2 separate regions of the Homo sapiens genome follow, and region 2 is linked to region 1. Evidence: chromatin loops called from intact Hi-C (ENCODE). Cell type or tissue: heart right ventricle. All regions are shown on one strand. Each heading gives the region's core, and the rest is flanking DNA. Links, peaks and the distances in the headings are about the cores only. Region 1 holds the start of EP300-AS1 (EP300 antisense RNA 1). Region 2 overlaps RANGAP1 (Ran GTPase activating protein 1).

The links. A loop is a pair of places that touch in the nucleus more often than their neighbours do. Peaks named below come from ENCODE experiments on the same cell type or tissue, not always from the same donor. Only the 100,000 strongest peaks of a DNase experiment are listed, where the experiment ranks them.
Region 2: it touches region 1 in a loop (6-fold over the local background); 3 of 110 quality-filtered maps call a loop at or near these places.

The regions. Positions count from the first base shown.
Region 1 is chr22:41,194,759-41,200,126 of GRCh38, reverse strand. It overlaps EP300-AS1 (EP300 antisense RNA 1), which reads left to right and starts at 2,626. Exons shown (of 3, transcript NR_110514.1): 1 at 2,626-2,853; 2 at 4,606-4,645. RefSeq lists enhancers at 2,103-2,172, 2,183-2,312, 2,467-2,966 and a silencer at 2,503-2,772. In heart right ventricle, for the core only: a CTCF peak has its summit at 2,496; DNase peaks (open chromatin) are centred at 2,526 and 3,191; H3K4me3 peaks cover 1,991 bases.
Region 2 is chr22:41,258,234-41,263,601 of GRCh38, reverse strand. RANGAP1 (Ran GTPase activating protein 1) reads left to right here. Exons shown (of 16, transcript NM_002883.4): 6 at 2,022-2,156. Among named protein-coding and RNA genes, the nearest start is that of MIR6889, 7.9 kb to the right of the region's middle. RefSeq lists an enhancer at 5,051-5,368. In heart right ventricle, for the core only: no CTCF peak of the experiment used is centred there; DNase peaks (open chromatin) are centred at 2,511 and 3,159; H3K27ac peaks cover 2,616 bases.

The sequences.
Region 1 (5,368 bases), core at 108-5,107:
TGTCACCACCCAGGCTGGAGTGCAGTGGTACAATCACAGCTCACTGCAGCCCCAACCTCCCAGGGTCAAGTAATCCTCCCATCTCAGCCTCCTGAGTAGTGGGGACCACAGGTGTGCGCCTCCAGGCATGGCTATTTTTTGTATTTTTTGTAGAGAGGGGGTTTCTCCATGTTGCCCAAGCTGGTCTTGAACTCCTGGACTCAAGCAATCCACCCACCTTGTCCTCCCAAAGTGCTGGGATTACAGGCACAAGTCACTGCACCTGGCCCCCTTGCTTCTTCTCTTGATCCACCTCCAGTTCATTCTTCGCACAGACACTAAATGTAATACAGACATCAAATCAATTTACTCGCCTGCTTAAAACCTTCAAAGGTTTTCCATTGTGCTCTCCTGCTAACTGGAACTTTTCTCCACCTCAGTCTCTATATTCTGGGTCTCTGCCTGAAATGCTCTTCCCCCACAATTCCCTTCCCAGAAATAGCTCCTTCTTATCCTGCAAGTAAAGGTATGTTCCCTACCTAGCAGGCCTTTCCCCCCTTGCCTAGGCTCCATCACAACACCTGCTAAATTCCTCCTCAGTTGGAATTAGATGTTTGATAAGTCTTCACTGTCTCCCTGCAGGAGGTAGGAAGCTCTGTGAGGACAGAAATTCACCTGTGTTTTCCCAGAGTCCAGCACCGGGCCTGGTGCACGGTAGGCACTAAATAAATATTTGATGAGGCCAGGCGCAGTGGCTCACACCTGTAATCCCAGCACTTTGGGAGGCCGAGGCGGGCAGATCACCTGAGGTCAGGAGTTCGAGACTTGCCTGGCTAACATGGTGAAACGCCGTCTCTACTAAAAATACAAAAATTAGCTGGGCGTGGCAGCAGGCACCTATAATTCCAGCTACTTGGGAGGCTGAGACAGGAGAATCGCTTGAACCCAGGAGGCACAGGTCGCAGTGAGCTGAGATTGCGCCACTGCACTCCAGCCTGGGCAAGAAAGAGCGAAACTCCGTCTCAAATAAATAAATAGATAAATATTTGATGAATAAGATGATTTGTCACTAGCAGATTCTCTGTGAAATGTATGGCTGTGCCCCTAAAGTATTAATAAAAGATTAAGCAACTAATAAAGGTTATTTTTCTCAACCGGTTGCTACCATCCCAGTGTCTAATAGGATGATCATAACTACCATATACTGTGCCCAGTACTGCACACTTATTATTTATTTTATTTATTTATTTTTGAAACTGACTGTCGCCCAAGCTAGAGTGCAGTGGCATGATCTTGGCTCACTGAAACCTCTGCTTCCCAAGTTCAAGCGATTCTCCTCCCTCAGCCTCCCGAGTAGCTGGGACTACAGACGTGCACCACCATGCCAGGCTAATTGCTGCATTTTTATTAGAGACAGGGTTTCACCATGTTGGCCAGGCTGGTCTTGAACTCCTGACCTAGTGATCCACCTGCCTCGACCTCCCAAAGTGCTGGGATTACAGGCGTGAGCCACCGCGCCCGGCAGTTTTTGCATTTTAATACATAGCACTACCAACCATTCAGTGATTTCCTCTTGATTTCTCCCTCTCCATCCCTTATTGTTCAATCCATCAGCAAATCCCGTTTATTCTCCAAAAGCTACCTCAAATATTTTTTACTTCTATTTATTTTTTTGAGACTGGGTCTCCCTCTGTCGCCCAGGCTAGAGTGCAGTGGCACGATCACGACTCACTGCAGCCTCCACCTCCTGGTGGAGCCTCACACGTCAGCCAACCCCCAAACCCCGCCCCAGTAGCTGGGACTACAGGAGTGACAATCACACGGATAATTAAAAAAAAAAAAAAAACTTTTTTTTTTTTTTTTTGTAGAGACAGGGTCTCATTATGTTGCCCAGGCTGGAATTTTTACTTCTTTTTATCCCTACTGCCATCACTTAAATCCAGACCACCATCATATCAACACCCTGGATCCCACTGAAGCTCCTAGCTGGGTTCTCCTCTTACCCTATCCTATTATTTTTCTACGTAGCAATCTTTTTAAAACTGTACATTGGATGGACTAACTCCCTTGTGTCACTGATTTGCAGGACGAGGGCTTTTACCCATATGAGCCACTTCTGTTTCCTCTTCCCCTGGTTGTTTTATAAGACTCCTGGGGAGGGGGCGGGTGACCCAAGTAGAAGTGAGAGAGTTAGAGAAAGGCCAGGATAAGAAAGTTATTCATTCAAATAATGTACCGCGTGCCCCTGTGCTCTGCGCACTGTGGGTACAGCAGTGAAATCAAGGACCGCACAGTTCGGGCGCTACGAGAGCTGCCGTTCCAATTCCATCCGAAGGAAGGGAGACAACGCTTTCCCGCGCGGACGAGCGGCCAGGCGCGGCGCTAACTGCTTGGACGCCCCGCCTGCCACCGTGCCTCAGCTCGCCTCTTCTGCACAACGGGACTCTGCCCCACAGGGACACCGGGAAGGTCCCGACCCGAGCGCTCAGTGGGACGGGGTCGCACCAAGAGTCCGCGCGGAACTCCCGATCTGGGCGGGGCCCAAAGGTCACGTGGCCGGGAAGGCGGGCGCGCGGGCTGCGAGCACCAACCGCCGGCCGCCCCGCGCTGCGTCGCCCCGCCTCCCCCGCCCCACCCCCGTCGCCCCCAGCGCGTGCCCGCCCGGCGCCCTCTAGGGTGGAAGGCTGCGGGCGTCCTACCAGTGCCAGGACTGCCAGAGCGGGAGGAGCGCGGCGCGGGCCAGCCGGGACTGCTGGACAGCGGGGTCCAGGCTAGAGGCGAGCGAGCGGTCAGTGACGGCTGTGGAGGAGGGAGGCGCTGGGCGTCAGCGCGGGACCCGAGCCTCTGGACCACTGAGCTGGGGGGCTGGCTGAGGTGGGTCTCCCGCCCTGAGGGCGCGCCTTAGGGAGGGGACAGGGGCCGGTGGGACCCTTGCTTTGTCTCAGTCGCACTGAGGTGAGGGGGCTGCACTCGGCCGAGCAGCGAGGACCGTGCCCAGCTCAGAGAGAGCCCTCAGAGTGTCCGGGCTGGATTGCGGCCGCGGTGCGGGAGAAGTCGGAGGAGGGAGTGACAGGTGACCGGGCTGGCAGGGCAACTGCCATTATTAAGCACTCGGCCGCCCGGGTGCGGTTGCCACCTCCTCCTTCCCGAGCTGGCAGCCCAGGCCACCAGGGACACGCACCTGTCCTAAGAGGGTGTAATCTTTGAGGCAGAGGTGGGACACGAACCCGGGACGGTTTGCCCTTGGGCCACTCCCTTAGGCTGAGGGAAAAGTGTACTTAAACCAGGCTTTGAGAATTGGGCAGAGTTTGAAGCGCAGAGATCACCGAGCCCTTCGTTGGCTGTCAGGACTTTAGAAAGACGTTTGGTCTCTAAAAGACCACACTTTCCTCCTCCCCAAAAGTGGCTGGACCTGTGAACACTAATTACTCATGTGTAAGGAGTGCTTTGCAATCTGTAAAGCACTTTCCATTCCGGTGTCGTAGATAATTCGTCACAATGAACTTGCCAAGTAAGCGTTTTTTTTATTTACCTTTTTTACAGATGAAGAAATTTTGTCCCAGAGACGTTTATTAAATCAGGGAGTAGCAATAGAGCCTTACTCTTTTTTTTTTTTTTTTTTTTTGAGACGGAGTCTCACTCTGTCGCCCAGGGCCGGAGTGCAATGGCGCCATCTCGGCTCAGTGAAACCTCTGCCTCCCAGGTTCAAGCAATTCTCCTTGCCTCAGCCTCCCAAGTAGCTGGGACTACAGGCGCCAGCCACCACACCCAGCTGCTTTTTGTGTTTTTAATAGAGACGGGGGTTTCACCATGTTGGCCAGGCTGGTCTTGAACTCCTGACCTCAAGTGATCTCCCCACCTCGGCCTCCCAAAGTGTTGGGATTACAGGTGTTAGCCACCGCACCCAGTGGAGCCTTACTCTTTTTTTTTTTTTTTGAGACAGAGTTATGCTCTTGTTGCCCAGGCTGGAGTGCAATGGTGCAATCTCAGCTCACTGCAACCTCCGCCTCCCGAGTTCAAACGATTCTCGTGCCTCAGCCTCTCAAGTAGCTGGGATTACAGGCATGAGCCACCACGCCCGGCCTTTTTTTTTTTTTTTTTTTTTTTAGTAGAGACGGGGTTTCTCCGTGTTGGTCAGGCTGGCCTTGAACTCCCAACCTCAGGTGATCCGCCTTCCACGGCCTCTCAAAGTGCTGGGATTACAGGCATGAGCCACCGCGCCTGGCTGAGCCTTACTCTTATACATCAAATGTTTTCCACGATAGGAAACCACCTGGGATGACCATCAAGCCCCAAACTCAAACATCCTGTGATTTCATCATCAGAGCTCCTGGCTTAGGGCACAATTCTTGGCTGGATCTGCCTGCCACTCCCCAGCTACCAACAACCGTATCTCGGCAACACAACCACCCTGGCACAGCACTTTTAATTATTTGTTAAATGTTTCTTACTGGGTTGGGCTAAACCAACTGTGAGGAGTCCTTTAGGCAGTGTCAAAACTTGGAGACAGTTGGATGGGCTTGATTGAATTCTGAAAATTCCCCGAGTGTACTGGGGTTTCTACCCAAAGTGACGATTACTTTGAGAGTATTGGTGATAATAATTTTTTGTCCTTCCTATTGACAGGTCCACCTCCTAACAAATTATTGGAAGGAATATGAGAAAAGTAAGTAGGGATTTTGAAGTATCAGTTAAAAGACCCAAAATTGTTTATGTTTAGAATAATGGTAGTTAATTTGGTGATGTTATTTCTGGATGTATAAGGTTAATTGGCAAGTGCTTATCAAATGCATGTGTGTGTGTGTGTGTGTGTGTGTGTGTGTGTGTGTGTGTGTGTGAGATACGGAGTCTCATTCACTCTGTCAGCCAGGCTGAAGTGTGGTGGCACAATCTCAGCTCACTGCAAACTGTGCCTCCCAGGTTCAAGTGATTCTCCTGTCTCAGCCTCCTGCGTAGCTGGAGTTACAGGCGCCCGCCACCACACCAGACTAATTTTTTGTATTTTAGTAGAGACAAGGTTTCACCATGTTGGCCAGGCTGGTCTTGAACTCCTGACCTCAGGTGATCTGCTCACCTCGGCCTCCTAAAGTGCTGGGATTACAGGCGTGAGCCACCATGCCCGGCTCCCAAATGTCCGTTTTTGAGGAATGTATTTATTAATACATGCTGAGAGGTCTACACAGGTGGTAGTCCATCACCACAAACACTGACAGTATACCAAGAGATGCTATTTTTTTAAAATCCCCATAGGACTGTGAAAGGGAAGAGAAGCCGGCTGTTACCCTTTTGCCTATGATATGTGTCAGGTGCTGGGGCTAAGTGTTTTTCACTTATCCTATAGCTTGTTTATCCTCCCAACAAACTTGAAAGACAGAAGTTATTTGTTTGT
Region 2 (5,368 bases), core at 145-5,144, 63 kb before region 1:
ACCAGCCTGGCCAACATGGTGAAACCCCATCTCTACTAAAAATACAAAAATTAGCTGGGTGTGGTGGCAGGTGCCTGTAGTCCCAGCTATTCGGGAGGCTGAGGCAGGAGAATTGCTCGAACCCGGGAGGTGGAGGTTGCAGTGAGCCGAGATGGCGCCACTGCACTCCAGCCTGGGCAACAAGAGCAAAACTCCGTCTCAAAAAAACAAACAAACAAACAAACAAACAGAAACATATAAAAACGTTTGCGTCAGCACAGAAAGCAGGCGTGGCCCAACCTAGAGTGAGTGGCATACGCTGGGAGAGCCAGAGACTCTATTCTAGCAAAATGCTTCGGTTTTCCTTCCATTACTTCCCTTCTCCTGCCCAGCAGTGCCTGGAAACTGAGGCTCAGGGAGCTTTCCTACTGGCCAGGAGTTGTCTGGCCTGTCCTATACTTGTAATGGGGTGAGTTGGGGAATGAGTTTTGGACCCAGGACCAGAGGGCCTCCTGGGCAGACAGGCCTACCCTGGAGTTTGATTGATGGTTCTCTGTGCCTCCCTGACCACTGATTTGATTAGGTCTCTGGGTCTCGGCCTTGCTGACCTATGCCTCTTGGGAGCTCAGACGCCATGGTCTGGGTGTCTAACCAAGGCCTGCAGGTCCTTTGGAATCTTTTTCTTCTGGGCAGTGTGTTTAGTGTGGTTTCTGTGCCATGCACCATGAGAATAGAAGGGCCCAGAGGAGTTGGTGGGGCAAGAGGCATGGCCCTGTGCTTGAGAACTCTCCATACCCAAGTTGGACTCCTGCAGGAGCTAAGGCCATCACCACGTGGCCTCCAGGGAATCTGGGAGAATGGGGGTGACCTAGCAGTCGGCTGCTGCTGCTGAGTAGCTTCCTCAGAGGCTGGTCTTTGGCAGAAGTTTGATGTCTCTACCCTGAGTGTGTGCGTGATCGTGTGTGCGTGATCCACCATCACCACCGTGGAGTCAGGCAGGTGCTGGCTCTTCTGTTCCTCAAGGATGGCTGTGTGCAGTCTCATGCCAGGAGTTAGGCCAACCCACCCGCCATGTGCGGCTTTGCTAAATACTTACCGGGTGACCTTGGCCAATTCACTCATCTCTCAGAGCCTCAGCTTCCTCATCTGTAAAGTACGGCCAATCCTGCCTGCCTCCCAGGCTGGTGTTGAGGTTGAAACAAGAAAATATGCCAAGGATGCCCAGGCCCTAGCAGGTGCTCTGCAAACATCAGGTGTTCTGCAAATATCACTTCTCTCGGTGCACTCGCTCGTGATTCTTTTATGTCGCATTTACCATGGGCTCTGATTCCCATCGGTCAGTCTCCGTTTTTCAGTGCTTTTCCTAATGGTGTAACCAGGGTAGAAGCTACTTCCTGGCACCACACCAGGGACAGGGCAAGCTGGGTGTTAGGTTTTTACCACCAGCAGGCAAGCTCCTGCTGTGCCTGGCCAGCTTTTAGGCACAGGCAGGTGTCAGACAGGTTCGTCTGGACCGTGGACTTGGCAGCTGGCTCCCTTGGACATTGTGGAACGTGGAAGAGAAGCTGGAAGATTTGGGCTTTGGTCCAGAGTCCACCACTTGTTTATTGACCATAAGAAAGTTTCCGTTCCTCTTACCCTGAGTTTCTTCAGCTGGAAAATGGGAGCCATGATTTTCCCACCTAGCAGAGGGCCTTAGACAGTGAAGTGAGCTGACTAGGAAGTCCTTCCCCTGGACCTGGCTAAAAGTTCATCCACTCCATGTGGTCTCTCCCTTTCCTGAGTAGGGCTTGGTCTCCCCGTCTCGAAAGTGAAGCTAAACCTCTCAGGCTGGTGTGACACAGCATTAGAGATAAAAACCTTGTGTAACTGAAGTGCTGGACATATTTAAGGTGTGACTGTTGAGCTGTTAGCAGTCCTGCGTCCCCTGACCTGCACCGATGGGTGGCGTGGGATGTTGAAGAGCAGTTCAGCAGCAGTGGCCACCCCGCTGGGAGAAGGGGCTCCTGCCCATGACCAGGGCCCCTTGCCTTTCCCCACAGATCCTGGCTGCAGCTCTGACCGAATGTCACCGGAAATCCAGTGCCCAAGGCAAGCCTCTGGCCCTGAAGGTCTTTGTGGCTGGCAGAAACCGTCTGGAGAATGATGGCGCCACTGCCTTGGCAGAAGCTTTTAGGGTGAGTGGTTTCTGTCCATCCTGCCCCTGCAGCCTTGAGGTGCACTCGGCATAGTAGGCTGACAGTTCTGGATGCTAATCCCAGGGCTGGCACTCAACCAAGAGACCTGGGGCGTCACGTGCCCTCTCCAAGCCTGTTAACCCATCCGAAAATGAGCCAGAATTCCTGTCGTGCATTTCTGGAAAGGTGTGTGACTTTCCGGAAAGGTGTGTGACTGGCTCCCACTGGTGAGCCAGCCCCTATGGGGCTTCAGGCCAGGCAGGCCACTCTGACCAAGGAGTGTCATCTGCCAGGCTCAGAAGTGGTGAAGTGAGATGGTGCGAGTGCTGACAGTAGCCTGGCCCAGCCACTGGTGTGGGGCACAGAGAAGGAACATACCAGACCTCCAAGACAGGGAGATAGGCAGGGGCAGCCGCAGGGCTCAGGTGCCAAATGACGTGCTCTCAGGTGACCTTATCCCCACTCCTCTTCCACTCTCCTCTCCCCATCCCCGCAGGACATTGCTGAGTCCCCGATCGTGAGTGCCAGCAGAAGGCTACACTTGCCCCTAACAGGACTGAAAACTTTGGGGTCTGTCTCCCTCCTCTCTTTCCTGTTTTTTTTGAGGCAGAGTCTCATTCTGTCACCCATGCTGGAGTGCAGTGCGTGATCTTGGCTCACTGCAGTCTCCGCCTCCCAGGTTCAAGCAGTTCTGCCTCAGCCTCCCGAGTAGCTGGAATTACGGGCACCCGCCACCACACCCGGCTAATTTTTGTATTTTTATTAGAGACGGGGTTTTACCATGTTGGCCAGGTGGTCTCGAACTCCTGACCTCAAGTGATCTGCCCGCCTGGGCCTCCCAAAGTGCTGGGATTACAGGCGTGAGCCACCACGTCCGGCCCCTCTTCTCTTAATTTAAATGTTTTCTTCAGCAAACAGTATCCTAGGAGCATTGCTCATACGGGCCGGAATGTCCTGGCTGCCCATCGAGGCTGTCTGTAGATACCCTTTGCCTGCTTCAGTGCCAAGTGAACATCGCAGAGATCTGCCTTGTGTCTCCCTGCACCCCTGGCTGCAGGGGAGCTCCTGCTGCCTCCTCTGGAGCTGGTGGGGGCCTCACTGCCATCCTTGGATCCCTCCCTGCCGTCAGCCTGCTGTCCTCAGTGCACTGGGAGGAGGGGGTGCGCTGTGGTTGTGTTGAGCCTTCATAGGTGTCCTCTGGTGGGCTTAGAATGGGGGTTCTTAATCCCCCCCAGTATGTGGATAGAATTCAGGGGTCTGTGAACATGGATGAGGAAAAAATAACATTATTATTTATTACTAATGTAGCTAAAATATGTAGTGTGACCTTTGATTATAAATGTAGACAATAAACCTCACAGCATTAGAAAGGCCTGTGACTACCCACATAACAAACAAGCACATGTAGTCCCTGAACCCAAAAAAAAAAAAAATTTTATTGAGGCAGGGTCTCGCTCTGTTGCCCAGGCTGGAGTACAACGGTGCAATCTCAGCCCACTGCAGTTGAAGCTTCCCAGGCTCAAGTGATCCTCCCACCTCAGCCTCCCGATTAGCTGGGACTACAGGTGTGCACCACCATGCCCACCCAGTTAATTTTTGTATTTTAGTAGAGATGGGGTTTCACCATGTTAGCCAGGCTGGTCTCAAACTCCTGACCTCAGGTAATCCACTCGCCTTGGCCTCCTAAAGTGCTGGGATTATAGGCATAAGCCACTGCGCCCAGCTTAAAATTTTTAAAAAAATAAAAAGAAAATCTTGTGACTTTATCCCCAGTGGAAATCACAGGTATTTCATATGAAGTTATAGTTACTGCTGATATATAGAAATATTTCTCACTACATCAAAATTACAGTAATAGTGGACCCACCCCTAGATCTTGTTATTTGGTGCATTAACAAGAAGTTTGTATATCACTACAGCATGCGTTTGGAGTTTTTTCCTAAATGTTTTGATAACTGTTCCAACTGAGTTGATTTCCTTTGTAATTCTGTGTAATTTATCTTAAAATTTTAAAAAAACATTTTTTGAGGAGGGGACCCAGGGGCTTCACCAGACTGCCTGAAGGGTTCATGGCACAGAAAATACTAAGAAGGCCTGACCTGGAGTGTGCCCAGGTTGGCCTTCCTGTATTTATTTGTGGACCACCCGCTCCCCCCATTGCCCTGTGCTGCACTGAGCACCTGAAGACAGCAGAAGATTCCTTGGCACAGTTAAGCCAGGCCAACCCTCAGTCCTGGGTCACAGTGGAGACTGGGACATGGCCCTCTCCTCCAAAGCTCAGGGGCCGATGGGATGCAGACGGAATATAGGCTTTGAATGTAGGCAGGATGAGGACCACCGTGATAGAGGAGGGACCAGGTGCTCCGGGAGCACAGAGGAACGCACACTGGATCGTGGCTGGGGGAATCCAGGAAGCCTTCCTGGGAGAGGAGGTGACCAAAACAAGAGCCCTAGAACTCATATGAGTTAGCCTGTCAAGAAAATGCTGAATGGCTGGGTGTGGTATCTCACGTCTGTAATCCCAGCACTTTGAGAGGCCGAGGAAGCTGGATCGCCTGAGGTCAGGAGTTCAAGACCAGCCTGGCCAACATGGTGAAACCTCCATCTCTACTAAAAATACAAAATTAGTCGGGTGTGGTGGCGCACGCCTGTAATCTCAGCTACTCAGGAGGCTGAGGCAGGAGAATCACTTGAACCTGGGAGGCAGAGGTTGCGATGAGCCAAGATCATGCCATCACACTCCAGCCTGGGCGACGGAACGAGACTCCGTCTCAAAAAAGGAAAAAAAAAGAAAAAAGAAAAAGAAAATAAGGAGGCAGAGAGAATGGGTATCAAAAGGCCAGGCTGTGATAGGGCTGCATGGGCCAGGGAACACCCTCCTCATCCCTAGAGAAGGACGCCATGTCGAAGGGGTTATGTTGTGTAGGTGGGTGGGCTAGGAGGGCCCCTAAGAAAGAAAGGTCACATGGAGCTATGTCATCCAGAGAAGGGGCATGAGTGCCTGCCCACCACAGCCAGGGTCCCCACTGTGCTGAGGACACCAGACTGAGAACAAGAAATCGACCTGCTGGATCTAGAGCTCTGTGACCCTGGGCAAGTCACTTCGCCTCTTTGATCCCTAGTCTTTTCTCTGGTGGGGATCCTATCCCAGGCAGTAGGCCTCCCTCAGGAGGTTGTGGAAAGAGTTAGATGCAGCCATGCCCCAAAATCCC